Regions from separate parts of the Homo sapiens genome. Here region 2 is linked to region 1. Evidence: chromatin loops called from intact Hi-C (ENCODE). Cell type or tissue: ovary. All regions are shown on one strand.

What was found. Hi-C counts contacts between places; a loop is a spot of excess contacts. Peaks named below come from ENCODE experiments on the same cell type or tissue, not always from the same donor. Only the 100,000 strongest peaks of a DNase experiment are listed, where the experiment ranks them.
Region 2: a loop joins it to region 1, with 2.9 times the contacts of the local background. A loop is called at or near these places in 14 of 110 quality-filtered maps.

Annotation. Positions count from the first base shown.
Region 1 is chr16:84,834,462-84,839,461 of GRCh38, reverse strand. It overlaps CRISPLD2 (cysteine rich secretory protein LCCL domain containing 2), which reads right to left. Exons shown (of 15, transcript NM_031476.4): 2 at 727-1,040. The coding sequence starts at 966. Among named protein-coding and RNA genes, the nearest start is that of CRISPLD2, 17 kb to the right of the region's middle. RefSeq lists an enhancer at 2,722-3,290. In ovary, no CTCF peak of the experiment used is centred here; a DNase peak (open chromatin) is centred at 3,101; H3K27ac peaks cover 3,066 bases.
Region 2 is chr16:84,926,962-84,931,961 of GRCh38, reverse strand. LINC02176 (long intergenic non-protein coding RNA 2176) reads right to left here and starts at 3,987. Exons shown (of 4, transcript XR_933830.2): 1 at 3,357-3,987. In ovary, no CTCF peak of the experiment used is centred here; DNase peaks (open chromatin) are centred at 1,978, 3,071, 3,729 and 4,151; H3K27ac peaks cover 2,609 bases.

The DNA of each region.
Region 1 (5,000 bases):
GTCATGGCAACCACGCGAGGAAGGACTCTCCAAGTGGAAAGTGAGGCTCACACGGGCTAAGGAGAAGTCAGGGTGGTGCAGCTAGCGTGTGGCACAGCTGAGATCAGCATCAGCAAAGCCCAGCCCTGGGCCCCTCCCCACTCTGCCTCCAGGTGGGAAAGGCTGAGAGCTGTGTTCCCAGTGGAGCTACCAAGAGTGACATGAAGGCAACGAGGCAGGCTCTGCACAGGGAACCCACGTGTGTTGTTTTGGCAGAATGTTAAGAACAGAGCCAGAGCCAGACAGGGTGACTCATGCCTATAATCCTAGCACTTTGAGAGGCTGAGGCAGGAGGATTGCTTGAGCCTAGGAGTTCAAGACCAGCCTGGGCAACGTAGCAAGACCCCCATCTCCACAAAATATTTAAAATCTAGCTGGGCACCATGGTGCATGCCTGTAGTTCCAGCTACTTGGGAGGCTGAAGCAGGATCGCTTAACCCCGGGAGTCTAAGGTTTCAGGGCATGACGATTGTGCCATTGCACTCCAGCGTCAGTGGCAGAGTGAGACCCTGTCTCAAAACAAACAAACAAAACAGAACAGAGCCGGGATCCTCCCCTGCCAGAGGAGACCCTGAGCCAGCCATCACACGCACTGGCTGGGGAACAGAGCTGGCTGGGGAACAGAGCAGGCTGGTGGCCCAGGCCCCACCCCCGGTGCCAGCCTCTGCGGCCGGAGCCGGCGCTCACCATGTACTCCATGTTGGAGGCCTGAGGCTGCACCTGGCCCCGAAGCTTGTTGTGCAGCATGAGGATCTCCTCCTTGTCCTCCCTGGGGATGGCTCTGCGGACCCGGGAGTGAGACTCGTTGTGCTGGTATTTGCTGAGCAGCTCCTCTAAGAGAGTGACGTTGGGCAGGAGGTAGCCTTGGGATCCGCAGACCAGGAACAGCAGCCCCAAGGGGATGACACCACCCAGGACGCAGCTCATGGCTCCACTCCTGCAGCAACTATGGGACTCACGGGGCAGCCTGGGCTCCTCGGGCAGAGCTGGGCGCTTGAGCTCTGAAAGGAAGCAGAGGGTGGTGGGAGAAGTCGCATTAGTAGGAGCCGGTCACAGCGCTGGCTGGAGCAGCGAACGCAGCACACACGACTCTCTCCATTTTACAGATGCGGAAACTGAGGCCCACAGAAGCTAAACAAGCAAGGTCCCACAGACAGGAAGTGGTGGAGCTGGGATTTACGCCAAGGGTTTCCAGCGAGGCAAGCTGTCAGGATTCCAAAGAGGATAACCTAGAACAGTTCTTCCTGGACTCAAGTTTTCCTTGAGCGAGTCCCTGCATTTTCTAATTATGAGTCAGCATCTCTTATTCATTCAGGACTCAGGTGAATCTCAGGCACAAATTAGCTTCTATCACCTGCCCCAAGGGGATTGCTAAAGTCATTTCCCATCACCAAAGGATGCTCCGTGGACCAACGTTGAGAGCAAACTTCTAGTCCCTGTGAAGTCAGACTCAGTTTACCAATAGTGGTTGACATATGGCTCCTCTTATCACGGCCCTCGCCCCGGGCCCCACCCGCACATCTGTTGCACACTAAGACACAGCTGCCCAGAACCACGTCCAGCCAAGGCCTCAGCCTTTTGTTCCCTCAGAAAACCCTTCATCAGCACCTACACAGGCCGGTCGTTTATGTTATTCTCAATCACCATGGCAACCCAGGAGGTCAGGCTGTTCTCATCCCCATTTTACAGATAAGAAACCTGTGGCTGGCCGGGGGCGGTGGCTCACGCCTGTAATCCCAGCACTTTGGGAGGCCGAGGCGGGCGGATCACAAGGTCAGGAGATCGAGACCATCCTGGCTAACACGATGAAACCCTGTCTCTACTAAAAAATACAAAAAATTACCCGGGCGTGGTGTCACGCGCCTGTAGTCCCAGCTACTTGGGAGGCTGAGGCGGGAGAATGGCGTGAACCCGGGAGGCGGAGCTTGCAGTGAGCCGAGATTGCGCCACTGCACACTAGCCTGGGCGACAGAGCGAGACTCCGTCTCAGAAAAAAAAAAAAAAAAAGCAAGCTATGGCTTAGTGTGGTGACAAGACAAGCCCAGGGCCGGCCTCCTGGTAAGCAGAGATGCTGAAATTCGAAATGATGATTACAAAGACCCAGAGTTTTCCAGCAAGCTACCTTGACTCCTCTGTCCCTGGGGGCCAACTACCTCCCCTCCATTATAGGGTCACGAACCACAGACCTCCTCCTCCTGGCTTGCCATCTGAAAAATGTATGTCATTGGCCCAAGAAGACAAGGAAGGGCTTGAACGAGTGCGTCCACGCACACCCCTCCTCTCTGCTTTCCTCGCAGGGGAGAGTCGGGGCCACCCAGTCACCTCCATCAAGCGCCTTATTTTGTGCTGGACTCCGAGATGGAGACTGGGGATGCGAAGATGAAGAGGACTCTGTCCCTGGCCTCAAGGAGCTCAGTTAGGTCGGGGAGATGGAGGAGGAAACCCGCAGTCCCCACATAGCAGGACAAGGCTGACTCTAAAGACAGTGCCAGGCCCTCGAGGGCCGGAAGAAGCAGCTCTGTCTGGAGGGTTGGGTGGTGGCCGTGCCTCAGGCTGACCCGTCGGAACTCCACGGGGCTCAGTTCTTCACATGAGTCCTCCCTGGTCTTCACCCCCATAGCACCAACCAGGTGTTTACCAGTCAAGTTGGCTGGGACAGTGGCAGTGCAAGGTGGGCATCCTCGGGTGGGGCCGGGGTGGGGAGATGTAGATCAAGGCCTGGAGGGGATAGAGGCCAAGACGGGCATCCCAGGAAGCAGAAACGTTGGCAACAGGCGACAGAGGCTGAGCCAAAGAGCTATGGGAATGCTGTGGTTCCCATTCCCGACCCCTGGAAACTCTCCAGGGTCCTGACTGAGCCTGCGCCTCAGACAAAAATAACCCCATGCGGAGAGGAGAGGCTTGGCTTGCTTTGTAGCAGGGCAGACGGGCTGCCCTCCTCCAAAGCCGAGCCCGGGGCTGCGTGGGGAGGACCTCTGCGTGCTTACTCGTCCCACTGGGAAGCAGACCAAGAATGCAGAACTTCTCAGGATCCCTGATCTCTCTCTCTCAGGTTAGTCACACCACCATATATGAGCATTTCCAGCTGCAGGCGGCCAGGCTCAAAGAAGAGATGCCAGAAAACTCTGACGCTGGGTTGAGGTTGAGAGTGCGGTAATCGGCGTCACGGGGTGTCCTCCTGGTGTCATGACGATGCTCCGCTGATTTGCATGTACATAATGAGATATCTTGGGGATAAGACCCAATCTAAACACAAAATTTGTTGATGTTTGAGATACACCTTATACATGTAGCCTGAAGGTAATTTCATCCAACATGTTAAAATAATTTTGTGCATGGAACAAAGTTTTCACTATGTTTTGACTGCAACCCATCACATGAGGTCAGGTGTGGAATTTTCCACACGTGGCTTCAGGGCAGTGCTCAAAAAGTTTTGGATTTTGAAGCATTTCGGATTTTGGATTGTCAGATCAGGGAGGGCCAACCTGTGCTTAACAAAATAAAACAAAATGCCAAAGTGAGAAAACAGGAGGAGTCAAATGCTGTTTTTAAATGAGTCCTCTGGCACGTCCTCCTGAGCCAGCGTGAGCTATCCCAGGAGATCTGACTGGCCGCCTTTGTTCTGAATGTTAAAGGGACTTCCACAGCTTAGAGGCTGGTCCTTCTCTAAGGATTCCAAAGAGAAGTTATGAAGTCTCAGGTGGAGCTTTAGAGTTGGGAGAACCACGGGGTTTAGTGAAACCTCCACATTGGAAGACAACAGAAGGAAAAGGGGAGAGGAATGGGAGGGTTTCTCCAAGTGCCCTCATGTGCACCACAAAAGCCACCAGCCTGGGAGACACAGGCCTGCCATGCTGGGTGGTGTGCCAGTACTGTTGGGTCTGAAAGTGGTTGGGTTTGACTTCAGCCCAGAGGGCCTGGGGGTGGGTCGGAGGGTCCCTGCTTGGGAGGGGATGAGGCTCCTCCAGATCTGGATGGCTCCTACTACATTTGGGCCGCAGGAGAACACAGCAGATTTTGAGCAGAAAAGTAACCATAGGCCGGGCATGGTGGCCCACACCTGTAATCCCAGCACTTTGGGAGGCCGAGGCAGGTGGATCACCTGAGAAGTTCGACACCAGCCTGGCCAACACGGAGAAACCCCGTCTCTACTAAAAATACAAAATCAGTTGGGCGTGGTGGCGCCTGCCTGTAATCCCAGCTACTTGGCAGGCCGAGGCAGGAGAATTGCTTGAACCTGGGAGGTGGAGGTTGCAGTGAGCCGAGATCATGCCATTGCACTCTAGCCTGGGAGACAAGAGCAAAACTTCACCTCAAAAAAATTAAAAAAAGAAAAGTAACCATAAAAGGGCCAGCACCTCATTCCAGTTTGTACCCCCAGAGCCCAGTGCTGGGTGCACAGGAACAAGCACACAGCTATGGGTTTGAGCTGGTTTTCCCCAAACTCACACACTGGAGCCCTAATGTCCAGGACCTCCAAATGCAATGTATTTGGAGACGGGGCCTTTGCGGAGGTGATTAAGGTAATGTGAGGCCATGAGGTTGGGCCCTAACCAAGCTGACTGGTGTCCTTACTAGAAGAGTTTAGGACCGAGACACGCAGAGGACGACCACATGAGGACACAGGGAGAAGACGCCGTCTGCCAGCCACAGAGAGAGACCCCAGAAGAAACCAGCCCCGCCAGCACCTTGATCTTAGACTTCTGGCCTCCAGAACTGTGGGAATCTAAATTCCTATTGTTGAAGCTTGTGGTACTTTGCTGTAGCCGGCTTAACAGACCAACACACATCAGATAACACATGGCTGGACAGGACTGTTTCCAAATATGCCCCTGGCTATTGTAAAGAGGAGACACGAAGGAGGCAGACAGGCACGTTAGGAGGCCAGGCCAGGGTCCTGGCTGGAACCTGGTTGGTGCCATCTGCCAAAGCCACAAACCAATTGGCCGAGGCCCAGTTCA
Region 2 (5,000 bases), 92 kb before region 1:
AGTAACTTGGGGTGAAAGGAGTGGGAGGGGATAGGGACGATGCGAAACTCTGCAGGGCTGAGCCCGGAGCTTCTCCAGCGGCAGCGTGCAGGCCCACTGGTTGAGGGCTCATTACAATTCGAAGGTCAATGCACAAGGTTTGAGCTGGAACCAGAGCATCAGCATTTCTAACCAGCTCCCAGGGGTCCCAAAGCTGATGCTGCAGGTCCGTGGCCAGGGCTGTGGGCAAGTCTCCCTCTCTGCCTGAGTCACAAGGAATTTGATCATCTTGCCTGCACTTTCCACAAGCTCAGCAGTGGTGAGGAGCAGGAGAGAGGAGGCAGAGGCCCGGGGAGTTCACCGGAGGCACATCTCAGACACAGAGGCCCAAGGGTCTGAGCTAGTCACTGTGTAAGCTGTGGTGAAAAAGAGGCCCTGTAGTACACGATCCTAAACAAGATAGATGCTTGTTTCTCTCCGATAGCACAGAGGGAGGTGGCCCGGGGCTGGGAGGCCAGCTCTGCTAGCTTCAACACGTGGGGTTTGCTTTGCTGTTGTTATTTTTAATTTTTAAGAATTTCTCCAGTGTCAGAATCTAAGGGCACAGCACATGGTTTTTTAACCTCTGGATCCAAAGTGGTTGCTTCAGCTCCTGCCATCATGTCTACATCCCAGATAGTGGGAAGGAAGGAAAGGCAAATGTGATTAAGTTGAGGACCTTTGGATGGGGAGGTTTTCCTGAATTAACTGGGCGAGCCCAATGTCATCACAGGGGCCCTTTCTAAGAGGGAGGTGAGGGGGTCAGAGTCAGAGGGGAGATGGGACAATAGACTCTGAGGTTGGAGTGATGCATTTTGAAGACGGAGGAAGGAGACCATGAGCCAAGGGATGCGGGTGACCTCTAGGAAGCTGGAAAAGGCAAGCAAGGGATGAATCTCCCCGACTCAACACAGCCATGCCCATGCCCACACCATGCCCTTGCCACACCCACTCACCAACGCCCACATCCACACCCATGCCCACACCCACTTATCCACACCCAGGCCCACTCACCCACACCCACTCACACCCATGCCCACTCACCCACACCCACTCACCCACACCCACACCCCTACCCACTCACACCCACACCCGCTCACCCACGCCCACTCACCCACACCCACTCACACCCACTCACCCACACCCCTACCCACTCACACCCACACCCACTCACACCCACTGAACTACACCCACTCACCCACATCCACAGCCACTCACCCACACCCACTCCCACACCCATTCACAGCCACTCACACTGTCACCCACACCTACTCACCCATACCCATTCACCCACATCCACTCACCCACACCCATACCCATTCATCCACACCCACACCCACTCACCCACACCCACTCACCCACACTCACAGCCACTCACCCACGCCCATTTATCCACACCCACACCCCCACTGACACCCACACCCACTCACCCACACTCACACCCACACACACCCACTCACCCACACCCACTCACACCCATACACTCACTCACACCCACTCACCCACTCCCACACCACTCACACCCACACCCACTCACCCACACCCACACCCACTCACCACACCCACACACCCACACCCACTCACCCACACTCACAGCCACTCAGGCTGGCACCACGCAGACGTGCCATTTCCTTCACATCCCATCTTTGATGTAGGAGGAAAGCGGAGTGCCCCTAGAAAACCCACGCAGACACGGGAGCGTGCAGACGCCGCACACACAGGGGCCCCAGCCGGGAAGCGACATTCCCCCCATTAACGCGGCGCTGAAATCACACTGAATGGCGTGGCCCTGGGGCCTTCCACGTGTTAGGCTGGTTTCAGCCTCTGCATTTGCAGCCGTTGGCTGGGGTGGCCTTAGGAATGAACACGTGTGCCGGGGAACACACGCCCCCGCTTAACCCCAAGGCTCCTTCTGGCTTGAGAGCGTGGGGGCGGCAGCCTGGGCTCTCCATGACTCCTCTGGGTCCTGATCTGCGTGTGGGGGCTGCACCCTGACTGAGACCCGGCCCTTGGTGTGTTTCCCTCCTTTTGGGGCCTTCCGCCAGGCCTTCCTACCATCAGCTGAGGACAGAAATGTGCAACCCGGGCAGATGTTGAAGAAAGTTTCAATCTCTGCTTTGCAACTGCCAAGGGACTTTGAAAGAACATCCAAGTGAGACCAACCTCCCGCCACGACAACAGCTCTTGAACACCGCTTCCCCTGCTCCTGCTCTCTGATGGGATCGTGTCAGAGTTACTCAGGCCCACTGACTACCCCCCAACCCCCTAAAAACCTCTTACATGGCCCCAGATCACTCAGATTGGAGGCTCACTTGGCCCTTCTCCCCTTCCTCCTCTCCATGCCCCTCCCCGTGCCAGGCACCACCTCCCCGTCCTGCTGGCTGCTGGGGGTCCCACCCTCGCTCATGGCCACAGCATCCGCAGCATCCGGCGGCATCGCAGCATCCACTTCTCCTGCTCCTCCCTCACCGAGGGTTCCCCCATAACCCCCTACTCTGGCAATGTAGTTTTTTCTCACTCTGCCTCTCCCTGGAGGATTTCTGGTGAATTTTACCAATAAGCAAGCTTTTTAAAAATAAGTGACGTTCTTCGAGGACTACTTATGTGTCTGGCACTGTGCCCAACATTTCCTAGACTACACAACCTCCTTTCAACATCCTGATTGCCCTTCCCTACAAGGATAATTATTAGGCAGCCTTTTCTCCATTTTGTAGATAAGGAAACGGGCTGGAGGGGTTCCCAAGGTCTCCCAAGGTCTCCCAAGGTCACGGTGCTGGGAGCTGGAGGAGCTGGGTGCAGACCCGGGTCTGGCTTGGCATCGAAGCCCCTGGGCGGCTCTATTTTCTGTTTCTGGGCTGTTGCAGGAACTGGCTGCAAAGAACCATCCCTTCTCACTGGCCTGAACAGCTTGTCCACATTTTCTTCCAGAAGAGTGGCCCTTAGCGTCCCTAGGGCCACTTCCCTCTTTTCCTGACAAGGAAGATAAACTGAGCCGGTGCTGTGGGTCTGAGGCTGGGCCAGGGAGGCTGAGCGGCTCTGGCTCTGGCCGGATCCCCGGCCCAGGACCAGGACTGAGTCAGCGAATGCACAGCCCCACCCTTGGGATGGGTCAAGCCAGGCCCAGGGAAATGGCACCGCTCCCCCTGGCTGGGCTGGGAGGCTTTGTTTAAAGGGTGTCTTTTCAAAGGACCGTTCTGAGTAATAGGCCATGCAGGGGCTGTGGACAGCAGACCATTTAACCCCTGGCCAGCGCCCCTCTTCCCCCATCTTGAAACCCCCTGAAGCTGAAGGGGAGAAGGCTGGCCTGGAGCCCAGGGCTCCGAGCCTCCGTTTCTTACCTGTAAAATGGAGCAACAGCCTGTCTGCCCTCCTCCAGGTGCTGTGAGGACCAAATGAGATCATGGAAAGAAAAGTGCTTAGGAAAATCACCCATTCCATGAAGCGTCTTCGTGAAGAGCTGCGATGGGCCAGGGTGGGGAGGGGGTGTGCAGAGGGCTCTGTCGGGAGGGCGGAGTCATGCCCAGATGAACCTGGGAGCCCCGGAGTGCCGGGCGGTTCTGGGGCACCGGAGGGAGCTGTAGCTGGAAGGGTGGAGGGCAGTGAGCTGGAGGAGGTGCTGTCCCAGAGGCCAGAGCCAGCAGGAATGCCAGTTCATCCCAGCCTCGCACTCAGGGCCTGGCACGCTTTAGCTCACAAGCTCTTGCAAACAGGGGGCTGAGGCTCTGGAGACGGCACTTGTCCAAGGGCACACGGCCGGGGCCTGGTGGAGCTGGGTTTGACGGCCTGAGCGGAGGCCCAGAGGCGCCTGGGAGTGGGAGGAGGGGCAGGACGTGCAGGTGGCCAGGGGCCAAGGCGGGGAACCCAAAGGCCACCCTCACAGCCTGAAGGTCAATGGGATGGCGAGGGCACCCTGTGGGAGGGTCTGAGTGAGGGAGGGGACAGAAGACGCAGGGTCCTTGTGCCAGGAGCCCCATCCGTTCTCTCCGTGACTCTGCCAGGGCTGGGCTGCGGACGCTTCCCTCTCATCACTGAAGGGTGTCGCTTCCCTTTTCGGGACCCTGCCTGGGCCTTGGTCTTCTGGACAAACACTTGGAGTAGGGCGAGAACATATCCTCTCGGAGATAAGGCCGGGGCAGGCTCAAGGCCAGACCTCCCTGGAGCTGGCTTCATGGATGGCTGCGGGCTCCCAGCCTGACTCTCTGGGCCTGGAGACGCTGGAGTTTTTCTGGTGATAAGTTACCCTTGAACCCCTGAGGAACTCAGGGGGGCCTAGCGCCCTTCCAGGACTATATGGAGTTTACAGACAAATCTGACGGGAAAGTCTGTGGCCTTTAAACAAATGCAATACTCAATGCACTGCTTTGCTTTGGTGTGCAATGAAGGCCCGGCCACTTGAAGGAGGGCTTGTGACAGAGCCCCTAACCTGGACGTGGAATGGAGCTCAAGCACCTGTTCTTTTTGTTCTTTTCTTTCTTCTTTCTTTCTTTGTTTTGAAACAGGGTCTTGCTGTCTTGCCCAGGCTGCAGTGCTGTGGTGTGATCCTGGCTCACTGCAGCCTCAAACTCCCGGGCTCAAGCAATCCTCCTGCCTCAGCCTCCCAAGTAGCTGGGATTACAGGCTCACGCCACCATGCCCGGCTGATTTTTAAAATTTTTTTGTAAAGATAAGAGTCTCCCTATGTTGCACAGACTGGTCTCGAACTCCTGACCTCAAGCAATCCGCCTGCCTCGGCCTCCCTCTCAAAGCACTGAGATTACAAGCGTGAGCCACTGCACGTGGCCTCAGGCACCTTTTCTAAACTCTTTTGCTTAGGGATCAGTTTGGGAAAAATTATAATGTTCATGGGGTGCACCTGTTTTCTCTCATTAACAATTAAAATAGCTCTAGAGAATCTCATGGGAGAAGCATGGATTTTTTTTTTTTTAACAGCTTTTTTTTGAGGTATAATTCACATACCACACAATTCACCTGTTAAAAGCCCA